Regions from separate parts of the Homo sapiens genome. Here region 1 is linked to region 2. Evidence: chromatin contacts called from ENCODE Hi-C data. All regions are on one chromosome and are shown on one strand. Each heading gives the region's core, a stretch centred on a gene start or an enhancer-like site at or near the end of the contact. The rest is flanking DNA. Distances are from core to core; before and after follow the strand shown. Region 1 overlaps MAP4K3-DT (MAP4K3 divergent transcript). Region 2 holds the start of RMDN2 (regulator of microtubule dynamics 2).

Region 1 (6,296 bases), core at 1,050-3,549, 1.6 Mb before region 2:
TCTCCTGGCTGCAGTTGAGCCTTCGATGAGATGATTTGCATCACTCACATTCCAAGCTGGGTGGGGGAAGCCCAGACATTCTCGCTCTGCCCCTCAACCAGCTTGGTGCCAGATTTCCTCTCGCTTCACCCCCCCAGGAGGTCATCTAGGGAGCAGGCATCACACAGTAGCAACAGGCCTTGCGGATGATGACATCATAGGCTATTTTGCCCACTCTGTTTATCTCGCACTGAGAGGCAGGAGAGCACAGTAAGGAGCACAGGTTTTTTGGTTTGGTTTTGTGGGTTTTGTGGGGGTTTTTTGTTTTTTGTTTTTTTTTTTTTTTTTGAGATAGACTATCACTCTGTCACCCAGGCTGGAGTGCAGTGGCACGATCTCAGCTCACTGCAACCTCCACCTCCGGGATTCAGGTGATTCTCGTGCCTCAGCCTCCCAAGTAGCTGGGATTACAGGAGCACACCACCATGACTGGCTAATATTTGCATTTTTAATAGAAACAGGGTTTTGCCATATTGGCCAGGCTGGTCTCAAACTCCTGACCTCAAGTGATCCTCCTGCCTTGGCCTTGCAAAGTGCTGTGATTACAGGCGTGAGCCACTGCACCTGGCAAAGAGCACAGGTTTTGAAGTCAAACAGACCTATCTTCAAAGTATGTTTCTGTCCTGTGCCACATCTAAACCTTAATTCCCTAAGCTGTAAAAGATGATCAAATAGGCCAGGCACGGTGGCTCACACCTGTAATCCCAGCACTGTGGGAGGCCGAGGCGGGCAGATCACCTGAGGTCAGGAGTTCCAGACCAGCCTGGCCAACATGATGAAACCCCATCTCTATTAAAAATAAGAAAATTAGCCGGGCATGGTGACATATGCCTATAATCCCAGTTACTCCAGAGGTTGAGGCAGGAGAATCACTTGAACCCAAGAAGCGGAGGTTGCAGTGAGCCGAGATCATGCCACTGCACTTCAGCCTGGGTGACAAGACTGTCTGAAAAAAAAAAGGAAAATCAGGATTTCTAAGAGATATCTCTACTCTTACGTTCATTGCAGCATTATTCATGATAGCCAAGATATGAAAACAACCTAAATGTCCATCAACAGATGAATGGATGAAGAAAATATGGTATACATATACAACAGAATATTATGCAGCCTTCAAAACAAAAGGAAATCCTGTCATTTACAACATGAATGAACCTGAAGAACATTAAGCTAAGTAAACTAAGCGAGACACAGAAAAACAAATACTGTGTTGATTTCACTTATATGTAAAAACTAAAGTAGTCAAACTTAGAACAGCAGAGAGTGGAATGTTGGTTGCCATGAGCTGGAGGGATAGAGGAATGGGGAGATATTGGAAAAGGGTTACAGAGTTTCAGTTATCCAAATGAATGAATTCTGGAGATGTATTCTACAACGATGTGACTACAATTAGCAACACTATATTATATACTTGAAATTTGCTAAGAGGGTGGATCTTAAGTGTTCTCACCACCAAAAAATAAAAAAGAAGGGAAAGAAAGGAAGGAAGAAAGAGAGAGAGAACAAAAGAAAATGGTAACTATGTGAGGTGATGGATATGTATATGATATATATGCATATTATATATATATGATTTGATATGGATATATGCATATATATGCATAATTGAAATATGTACATATTTAAAGTGTACGACATGATTTGATATGCATATATATGCATATATATCCATATATATGCATGGATATGGATATGGATATATATGCATGGATATATATGCATATCAAATCATCATGTTGTACACTTTAAATATGTACAATTTTCAATTGTCAATTATATCTCAATATGGGAAAAAGTCTTGTCATGAAGGAGATGCTTAATAAATAGTAGTTAATGTTATTATCTTTGATTGATTTGTCTTTGAATAAATTTCTGTGGCCTAAATGAGGAAGCATATTCAAGGCATATATCCAAATATTTGTAAGAGTAGAGGAATGTTCTTAATCCAAATTATATGCACCAGTATTGCTCACTTGAGTGGAAGGAAATTATAGAATGGAGTATTAACTTCCTAATGACTAGACAAAATTAGTTGAGTAAATTACCCAATCAGTTCAGGAGAAGAAAATAAAAACCTGATTCAAAGGGTTTTTTTCCCCTCTGTGGGTTCATTTTATTGCTGCAACCCTCTAATTTGTTTTAGTTATAAAGACATGGCCATTTCATTTTCAGTTTCACCCAGGAACTAGAACTATATTTTGAAATAGGGACAACTGGATTTAGAAAATCACTTTTGTACAACTAGAACTCATTTACAGCTAGTTATTCAAATATCCAGTGACAGCATAATAAAAATTTAGGGCCTTCTTTTAATTAAACACTCCAGTTTACAATTCCCTGGAAGTAGTAACACATATTTGGAAACTGCTCTCTTTCGTGTTTTTAAAATAGCATCTAACATTAAGACAGTAATTTATTAAGAAATAACTTGCTGATCTGAAAGTGTTGATGTGATTTCAAAATGTCTTTAGAATGCATCCAACTCGATGAGACTTATATGCATGGATTTGGAGAACAAGGAGCTTATCATAGGACTTTCATAGCCCTCTCAAAATGGCAAATGAAGATAAACTGCAGAAATAGGGACTGCATGTTGCAATCAAAAGGGAACCTGCCCACAGACTGAAACAAACTTGGAAAACAAATGAACGGAAGATTAAACAGTGAAGTCTAAGTACTATCACTTCTTCCCCTATGATTAAAGCCTGACAGGCACCATGAGTCAAACTGTAAATATATACTAGTTATCATAGACCTCACTGGGTTTATGCGTCAGTAAACCACAGCTGCCTCTAATTTACCATTGAAACATGTTTTAGGGAAATGAAACTAGCCACCACCTCCTTTCATGCATGTGATATACTATTCATAACCAAGCCCTAATGACAGAAGAGAGCATTCTTAAAATAGTCTAATGGCTTTTTTGTATTCAACAATACAATCCCCCTATATTTTTTATACCTAACTCACCACATATTCAAGAATTTTCCATCATGTGCTTAACTTTAAATTTTTAAATGGTTTTCTTCACCTGAGCTGGCAGCTTTACTATTGCACTAGTCCAAACATATAGATGGGAGCGTCCTTAAATATGCAGCAAGACACACGTGATATAAATAGGAGGAATCATAGTATAGGACCACCTAATAATAATAAAGCCAATGTTTACTTAGTGCTTACTATTTACCTAACATTGTGCTAAGCACTTTTGAAGAATTATTTTGTTTAATCAGCAATTCCAACAAGACAAAATTCCAGTGTCCCAGATGATAAGACTAGCGAAACTTAAAAATCCTAATGTTAAAAAATTAAACCGCTAAGTGAAAATTAGTTTTTCATGGGTGATTTCTTGGCAATTTATAAAATTTAAGTTTTCCTAAAATTAACTGTAAACTGATACATATTAATCATACATAGCAAATGTCTACAGTCAAATTTTAAGCTATTTCTCTGCTTTATTAGCCATTTATATCAGCTTTTATACGAAACTTCCTTTTCATAGGTGCAATTGAAGACAAAGGATCAAAGCTTTTTCACTGGGCACGGTGGCTCATGCCTGTAATCCCAGCACTTTGGGAGGCCGAGGCGGGCAGATCACGAGGTCAGGAGATCGAGGCCATCCTGGCTAACATGGTGAAACCCTGTCTCTACTAAAAATACAAAAAATTAGCCAGGCGTGGTGGTGCACACCTGTAGTCCCAGCCACTCAGGAGGCTGAGGCAGGAGAATGGCGTGAACCCAGGAGGCAGAGGTTGCAGTAAGCCAAGATCACTGAACTCCAGCCTGGAGGACAGAGCATGAGACTGTCTCAAAAAAAGAAAAAAAAAAAGTTTTTTGTACTTTAAGCTAACTTTCATGAAACTATCCTATCATCAGAAACCCACTGCCAGTGGGCACAGTGGCTCACGCCTGTAATCCCAGCACTTTGGGAGGCTGAGGCAGGTAGTTCACTTGAGGTCAGGAGTTCAAGACTAGCCTGGCCAACATGGTGAAACCCCATCTCTACCAAAAATAAAAAAATTAGCCAGACGTGGTGGTGCGTGCCTGCAATCCCAGCTACTCGGGAGGCTGAGGCAGGAGAATCACTTGAACCTGGGTGGCAGAGGTTGCGGTGAGCTGAGATTGTGCCACTGCACTCCAGCCTGGATGACAGAGTAAGACTCCATCTCGAAAAGAAAAAAAGAAACCCCACTGCCACCTCTGAAAGATCTTCGGTGATTTGGGCCATTCATTCATTCCTCAGACTTAACCACCAACTGCACACCACACCCTGGGGATACGAATAAGACATGAACTCCACCTTCAAAACACATTCAGCCTGCTGAGAGAGATATAAACAAACCACAGCAAATATAATGCACAATATCATATAACAGAGGTAGAGAGAATGGAGGTCAAAAGGAGAAAGTAATTGAAAAAAAGGCAATTTTTGGAAGGCTTCACAGAAGCAGTGACACTAAAGGTAGCATCTTTTTTTTTTTTTTTTTTTTTTTTTGTGAGGCAGCGTTTCACTCTCTTGCCCAGGCTGGAGTGCAGTGACCCAATCTCAGCTCACTGCAACCTCCGCCTCCCAGGTTCAAACAATTCTCCTGTCTCAGCCTCCTAAGTAGCTGGGACTACAGGTGCACGCCACCATGCCAGCTAATTTTTGTATTTTTAGTAGAGATAGGGTTTTACCATATTGGTCAAGCTGGTCTCGAATTCCTGATCTCAGGTGATCCACCCACCTTGGCCTCCCAAAGTGCTGGGATTACAGGCATGAGCCACCTCGCCCAGCCTAAAGCTAGCATCTTAAATGTAGATGAAAATCTGTGATGTTCAGTATGTTCACTCTACTTTTTTTTTCAAAAGATGAATTACCTTTTCATTAATGTTTCCCTTTTTTTTTTTTTTTTGAGCTGGAGTCTTGCTCTGTTGCCCAAGCTGGCGTACAATGGCGTGATCTCAGCTCACCGCAACCTCCGCCTCCCATGTTCACGTGATTCTCCTGCCTCAGTCTCCCAAGTGGCTGGGATTACAGGTGTGCACCACCACACCCAGCTAATTTTTGTACCTTTAGTAGAGACAGGGTTTCACCATGTTGGTCAGGCTGGTCTCAAACTCTTGACCTCAAGTGATCCTCCTGCCTCAGCCTCCCAAAGTGCTGGGATTACAGACATGAGCCACCATGCCCAGCCAAAAGATGAACTACCTTTTTAAAAAAGCATAGGATTGTCGCCAGGCGGAGTGGCTCATGCCTGTAATACCAGCATTTTGCGAGGCTGAGGCGGACGGATGACAAGGTCAGGACATTGAAACCATCCTGGCTAACACCGTGAAACCCTGCCTCTAGTAAAAATACAAAAAATTAGCCGGGCATGTGGCGGGCGCCTACAGTCCCAGCTATTCGGGAGGCTGAGGCAGGAGAATGGTGTGAACCCCGGAGGCAGAGCTTGCAGTGAGCCGAGATGGCGCCACTGCACTCCAGCCTTGGCGACAGTGCGAGACTCCGTCTCAAAAAGAAAAAAAAAGGCATAGGATTATGTATCTAATTTACCTACTATTCCATTACTATTTTACATCCTATTTCTGAATTTCTGTGTCTTCCGCCACTTATCTTGACTTAATTTTTTTCTTTTAAGTAACTAGTCATATTGTTGCACTATCCACATAAAAATTACTTCCAAAGACTTGTGATAGAACCCAGTGATGTCACACCTAGATATATAACTCTCACAAGGAGACACATACAAAAACATTTATCATGCATTGTTTGTAAGGGAAAAATAATGGAAACAATTTAAAGATCTATCAACAAAAGAATGAATAAACTGTGGTCTTTTTATACAATGAAATACTATCTAGCACTTTAAATAAACTAGAAGATGTGTATTGGCCTGACGCAGTGGCTCACACCTGTAATCCCAGCACTTTGGGAGGCTGAGGAGGGCGGATCACTTGAGACCAGAAGTTCAAGACCAGCCTGGCCAACATGGCAAAACCCATCTTTACTAAAAATACAAAAATTAGCAGAGCGTGGTGGCAAGCGCCTGTAATCCAGCTACTCGGGAGGCTGAGGCAGGAGAATCGCTTCAACCTGGGAGGCAGAGGCTGCAGTGAGCCAAGATCGTGCCACTGCACTCCAGCCTGAGAGACAGAGTGAGAATCCATCTCAAAAAAAAAAGAAAAAAAAAAAAAAGATGTGTATTAGGGGCCAACCATGGTGGCTCACACCTGAAATCCCAGCACTTTGGGAGGCTGAGACAGGTGGCTCACTT
Region 2 (6,479 bases), core at 2,043-4,542:
GCTCTCTTTGATTGCTTCACTGTTCTAAGATAGGAAGTGAAGATAGGAAGCAAAGTAAATAGCTGGGAGTGTGAATTGGGGAAAAAATATCAGTAAGATGAAAATTCTGAATTAGGTTGTATACCCGAAATTCACCATCCTCTGCTTTATATCCTGTGATTCCACATATTCTACCAAGCATTGTTTCTTACACTTCAAATGGCCAACTAAATGTAATGTTTCAAATGCTTCCTTGGTGGTCTACTGGTTAGGATTTCTGGGCTCGCAAATGCCCTATGGAAGAGGGTCTGAGAGAACAAGCAGCCATAATCTATTTCTGAAAAGCCTGCTTAAAATAAGAACGTCTTTGGATTCCTATTTCACTAGAGTATATGCCTGGAACACAGAAAGTATCCTGTTTGGATGTTCTACACTTCATTACAGGCCTAAGTGTCAAAGAGAAGGACTGACTTTAAAATAATCTTCCAGAAATTACCTCAGGTGTTAGTGAATATTATATCCAAGAGATTTAAGAATTCCTTCTTTTAAACCAAAGATTCCAGAGAAAGCCTTGGTACTTAATCTGGCCTGCTTTACCTCACAGAAATTTGCCTGGAATTAACTTAAAAAAATTTTTTTTCACCTAATTGGTATAACTGGGAACTATAACCATCTGCCCACTCCCAGCTCATCCAGGAGACATGCCAGCAACAGATTCCAATCAATTTGTAACTTCAGCTGAAATTGTAGCTAATTATTGCTAGATGTGTAAATGTATTCTACAAAAAAATTGTATCACAAAACTAAATTATCTTGAAAGCTTATTGCAAAAAAATAAGTCACTCTATGCCCATTAATTACAACTGCATTCCAGCTAATATTCACACATCAAGTTTAATCATCTTTATTTTTGTCAATAAAATTATTCAGGCAGGATGTCCATTCGCTGATATAGAGGTCTATTAAAGGAAATCTTCCTATTCTGATTGCTTTCTTTTGCCCATACCTTGGACTTTTACATTAAGAAATATAGCCTAGTTTGAAAATATTTTCATTTAATAAGCAAATAAGTAGAAGTAAAAATCTACCTAGGAAGGAGAACTTATTCTTGAGACAGGACCAGGTTTCAGCAGGTGGGAAAGTCTTATTTTGCTTGGCCCTTTCTTTAGGAACTGCACCAATTCCAAATCATCTCTTCCATGCAGGTCCTATTATTATTTTGCAGATAAGTGAACTGAGGCACACAGGTGTCAAGTCACTTACCCAGTGATCACCCAACTGGGAAGTGAAAACTGTCACCTTTGACAACCTGTTCCTAACTCTTGGATGCACCCACAACATGTGGGAGATTTGGAAAGCATCAACAAGGAGGTGAAGGAGAGTACTGACTGAACAGAGATGCTCAAAGCTGAAATATTATTTCAGAACCACAAAAATTAACTAGAAAAAAATAGAATCAACGGAGCTGATGTTTTAAACAAACACAATTAAAGACTAACAGTTCAAGCTATGTTTGAGTTTTATAACAGCATAAAACAAATGTGCTTCAACACTGATAATTTGAAAAATGACACATTAAAAATAATGTACAAAATACATCAGAGTACTTGCTTGCCTTCAGAATAATTTCAAAGGTTGTATGAAGTCATTTACATAGCTTTTTTTTTTTAGAGTCTCGCTCTGTCACCTAGGCTGGAGTGCAGTGGTACAATCACTGCTCACTGTAGCCTCGACCACTTGGGCTCAAGTCATCCTCCTGCCTCAGCCTCCCTAGTAGCTAGGACCACAAGCGTGGGCAACCACGCCCGGCTAATTTTTACATTACTTGTAGAGAGTGAGTCTCCCTATGTTGCTAGGCTGGTCCCGAACTCCTGGGCCCAAGCAATCCTGCCTCCACCTCTCAAAGTGCTGGGATAAGCAGCATGGGCCACTGCCTCCAGCCTTGTTAGCTTTCATACTTCTAATTATGTTAATAGTATACACTTGTAGTATAAAAAAATATAGTAATTAAAAACTTTACCAAACAGATTTTAAAACTCTAATATTTTAATAATCAGATACAAAGTATTATGTTACGTTTCAATTTGTAAGGTGCTAGTAAATAACAATGGAAAATGACATTTTAATATAGATTATGGCACTTAATTAATGTGTATTATTGTGTAATATTAAAGGTTGAGATGAGAATCAAGTATTCTAAAATGACATCAAAATGTTGACTCTAAAGAAAATAGAATATGAAATGTTTTCTGAAGAAATGTCTGAAGAAACATTTCATTTCCATGTTCTAGTTTTATTTAAAATTAATTTTTTGATGTAGAAATTATGCTTTACTAAATTAATTATAATGCTTTCACCATAAATCTAGCACAGATATTCATTAACTTCATCAGCAGACCCTTAGAGGAGAAAAATATAAAATGCATAACTCTAATAAACTCGGGGAAGGTATGACAAATTTTGCAAGGATAAAGAGACATTACAAAAAAGCCCGAGGTTTAAGTTTCCTAAGAGAATTGCACTGAGACCTTGAACTAGTGATCAGATTTCCTACAGCGTCCTGGAAAACCTGGTACTTTCGAAGTGAATTCTATTGTTCATTTCATCAGGTTTTCATGGTTTTTTTGTATTTTATAATTTATTTTAAATTTAGGGCTCCCAAGTGTTTGCCTCATTCCCCTATGTTGGCAGCACTGATAATCCGGCCTTCGTTTTTGTGTGAAATAGGCACAGACGGAGTCTGAGAGCAAAAAAAACCCCACACAAACAAAAACAAAATGTTTGCGCAAGGCTGAAAGCCGAGCGAGAGCCCAGCAAGTGTCTCTGTTGAAATTCTTTGGGGTTTGCAGGGACCAGCCGGGCCGAGGCAGCAAACTGCCTGTTCCCCACGCACCCCAGAAGGGTCCGCGTGCGAGGAAATACCAGCGACCTCCGGGGCTAGGGCTTCCGTGGCGCAGGGTCAGCGAGGGATGAACCCGGGAAGCCACTATGGGCCGCTGCTCCAGCCCCGGGAACGCAGAGCACCGCTGGCTAGCAGGCTCAAGCTTCGCCAGGGACACACCGACCCGGAAGTGCAGTCGCCCCCACCGCAAGTATTTCCGCTTCCCTCCGCAAGTCCCCGGCGCGGTCCGGCCCCCAGCGGCTGAGCAGCCCCCTCCCAGACTGCGCACGCACCTGTGTTCACTGCGCCGGCCTTTCAGCTGTTGGAGAGCGGAGACCAGGACCTGCTGGCGCGCAGTGGCGGACGGACAGTAGCCCTGGAGCCCGCGGGTCCTAAGGTCCCGCGCCGCGGCCGTCGCGTCCTGACCCAGATAGCGGAGGCGCCGGGGGAGGAGCCCGCGGCCGCTCGGCCCCCCGCTCCCGCCCCCTCTCCCTCTCGTGGTGGGTTCAACTCTACCGGGACTGGCGTTGGGTGCACCTTTTGCAAAATAAAATTGCACGTCGCGGGGCGCCTGGCTCGCGCCGGACCGTGTGTCTCGGCCGTCGCCTCCCTTCGAAGCCGGTCGGCACCTTTTCCCCCGCCTGGGCTCTGGGCCTCCGCGCTAGCCCCAGCGCGTTCCCTCTCGCGTTGCTGCCACTCCGCACGCCCACCGCCAGCTCGCTTCGTTCCGGCTCTCAAACCCACTCCCTCTCCCCTAGTTAAACCTTTTTCTGTGCCCTTTCTAGGCACAACCTTGCACTTTACTCCTCACGACTGAATTAAAGGCAGACGCCTTGCACTAATTACTGATATCTGCAGCCCCGTGTTCATAGCTTTATCTCACGTTTTCTTTTAATGAGCAATTTTGACAGCCTCTTCCTTCTCCCCGCCATTCCGAGTTGCCTTTAGATGAAAGCCGCTGTTTTTTCAGATGCCTGACATTTAAGGTTTTACCCAGCTTTCTGTGGTTTGTATAATGAAACTAATTCTGCTAAATACGCTCTTAAAAACTGGGCCGGGCGCGGTGGGTCACGCCTGTAATCCCAGCACTTTGGGAGGCTGAGGCAGGCGGATCACCTGAGGTCAGGAATTCGAGACCAGTATGGCCAACGTGGCGAAACCCCTGTCTCTACTAAAAATACAAAAAATTAGCCGGGCGTGGTGGTGGACGCCTGTAATCCCAGCTACTTGGGAGGATGAGGCAGGAGAATCGTTTGAACCCGGAGGCAGAGGTTGCAGTGAGGCGAGATCGCGCCACCGCACTCCAGCCTGGGTGATAGAGCGTCTCAAAAACAAAAACAAAACAGTACATACACTGCTTCTGTATTGTCCGCACCTTGAGTATTACTGCCTCAAGCTTAGGTTTGCATAACATTAATCTCTAAACTTCCCACCAATATATTGAGCAGAATTAAAAATGGGTACACTCTTTCTCAAAACAGCAACAGCAGACAACACCCATAAAGCCATGAAGAATCCAGAAGGCTTGTTTTGCAATCCATATACTACTGTTTACGGATAGGGATTCAGGGATTCTATAGGCTCTTTAAGATGATTTTTTGAGCTTCAGGCAAGCCGCATTGAAGAATAAGTAAGCCTGGCCATGGTCATTTTATTAAAAGTAATTTGTAGCAGGGCGCAGTGGCTCACGACTGTAAGCCCAGCACTTTGAGAGGCTGAGGCGGACGGATCACTTGAGGCCAGGAGTTCGTGACCAGCCTGGCCAATATGATGAAACACCATCTCTACTAAAAATACAAAAATTAGCCGAGTGTGGTGGCGCACTTCTGTAGTCCCAGCTGCTCGGGAGGTTAAGGCATGAGAATTGCTTAAACCTCAGAGGCAGAAGTTGCAGTGAGCCGAGATCGGGCCACTGCTCACCAGTCTGGGACAGAATGAGACTCTGTCTCAAAAAACAAGAGCAAAAACCTAAGTTGTATTTGGAAAAAGAGCAGATTAATCTTTAACCTCTCAGATTTGGAACTAGTAAAATATTACCTTCTACAAACCCACTTCACTCCTATTTATTATGGTTTGCAGCAATCTTGCAATATAATGCTAGCTTTATTTAACTAGAATACAATATGATATAAACCGATCATGCAAAACAATTTTCTCTTTTAACAAGATTTAGATACCAAAGAAACATGACTGTCTCTTCGCTAATACTTAAAAGGAGCTTTTCAGTATTTAAAACAAAATTTAAGCTTTTCCAGGAGCCCACTGAGTTGTTCACTGCTGCATCCCCAGCACATTGCACAGAAGAGGCTTTCAATAAAAATGTGACGTATGGGCTGTGAACAAGGCCTTACCAGTCTATTCCAAGAGGAAGATGGCAGCTGATACTGACTTGATCTTCAGGTTCAGGACATAGACTATGTCACACTTGCTCCTTTCCAATACATTTGTTTCTATTCCTTGATGAGTAAAAATTATCTGAAAGGTAGAAACTCAGGGACAGTGACAACCATTGACCTTGGCAAAGCTGTAACTAAATAGCAAAGACAGGCGCTATCTTTGCCAGGTACTGTTGCAGGGGTGACATAAAAAAGCAGAAATGATTCCCCTCCCCACTACTAGGAATGTCAGTCTAAAAGGAATATCTGAAGGAAAAACCAGAACATACTAAGAATCTCAGAGTTGCTGTTATTCATCAAACCAGTACGGCATGACAATCATTTGGGAGGAGTGGGTACAGACCCTTCACGATTTGCCCCAACCTACTTTTCCAGCTTTTCTCCGCTACTTCCACCAGACATCATTCTACACTTCAGCACTAGCTAAGCTACTGATCGTCTCTCCACAAGCTGTATCCTTTTTATCCTGTTCCTTGTGCCTGGAATATCCTGTTGCTTGCCACCCGTCCAAAACCAATTCAACCACTTCAACCTCTTTCCCTTGAGAAGCTACACACTCTCTCCTTCCCCATAAGAAGTATTCATCCATGCCCCATCAAAACTTATGGAAGGACCAGGAGTTTCAATGAATACAAAATGCCTCCCTGCTAGCTTACAGCAAACCTCTCTGGTGTACACTATATAATTACTGCTTGCCAGTGACTGTGTGTTTGTGAGGCTGTGAACATCTTCAAGGATGGTAGCATTTATCTTTGTATCTTGGGAACCTGGCATGGTGCACACCCTCTATATTAGATAACTATTTGAAAGTAGTATGTACATTTGAGGGAAAAGCATGAGGAAATGTATAGTCCTTCATTATAGTAATGTGAGATGGGAGTGTCAATTTTTTTTTTTTTTTAGGTTTTATTTGAGTGGTTTTATTTCCAGGAAGCAATTGAATGACAAAGTTAGTTTTAACCCTTTAACAGTTACCAATATGCTATATAGTTAACTATTCATTTTCTAGTTCCTTGTTGTTATTTCCAAATCTTATCAAACTTACAAGCTGAATTTCTTAATTTGTAAACTGAAGGCTGAGCTGCAGGTATAATTAGTACCACTATGAAATCCCCAACCCCCGCTTCAAAGAGCAGAATCAACCTTCATTTCCAGGCTGGTTTTAAGAAAGTATTTTAAGGAAAGGGTTAAGGAAATATTTTACTGCAAATAGCTGGGGAAAA

Evidence for each region. Hi-C counts contacts between places; a loop is a spot of excess contacts on that map. Pooled maps may share reads with other maps.
Region 1: a pooled map shows a loop between it and region 2 (5-fold over the local background). The contact joins the enhancer-like site here to the promoter of RMDN2 in region 2. A Hi-C loop is called at or near these places in 4 of 37 single-sample maps with no recorded cell type and 3 of 50 pooled maps.

Annotation. Positions count from the first base shown.
Region 1 is chr2:39,488,799-39,495,094 of GRCh38, reverse strand. The region is part of intron 3 of MAP4K3-DT (MAP4K3 divergent transcript); the gene reads right to left. Among named protein-coding and RNA genes, the nearest start is that of MAP4K3-DT, 55 kb to the right of the region's middle. Within about 2 kb of position 2,299, at least 6 of the 41 ENCODE cell types and tissues checked have a DNase peak (open chromatin) inside an H3K27ac peak, as active enhancers do.
Region 2 is chr2:37,922,100-37,928,578 of GRCh38, reverse strand. RMDN2 (regulator of microtubule dynamics 2) reads right to left here and starts at 3,292. Exons shown (of 11, transcript NM_001170791.3): 1 at 3,154-3,292. RefSeq lists a silencer at 3,238-3,477.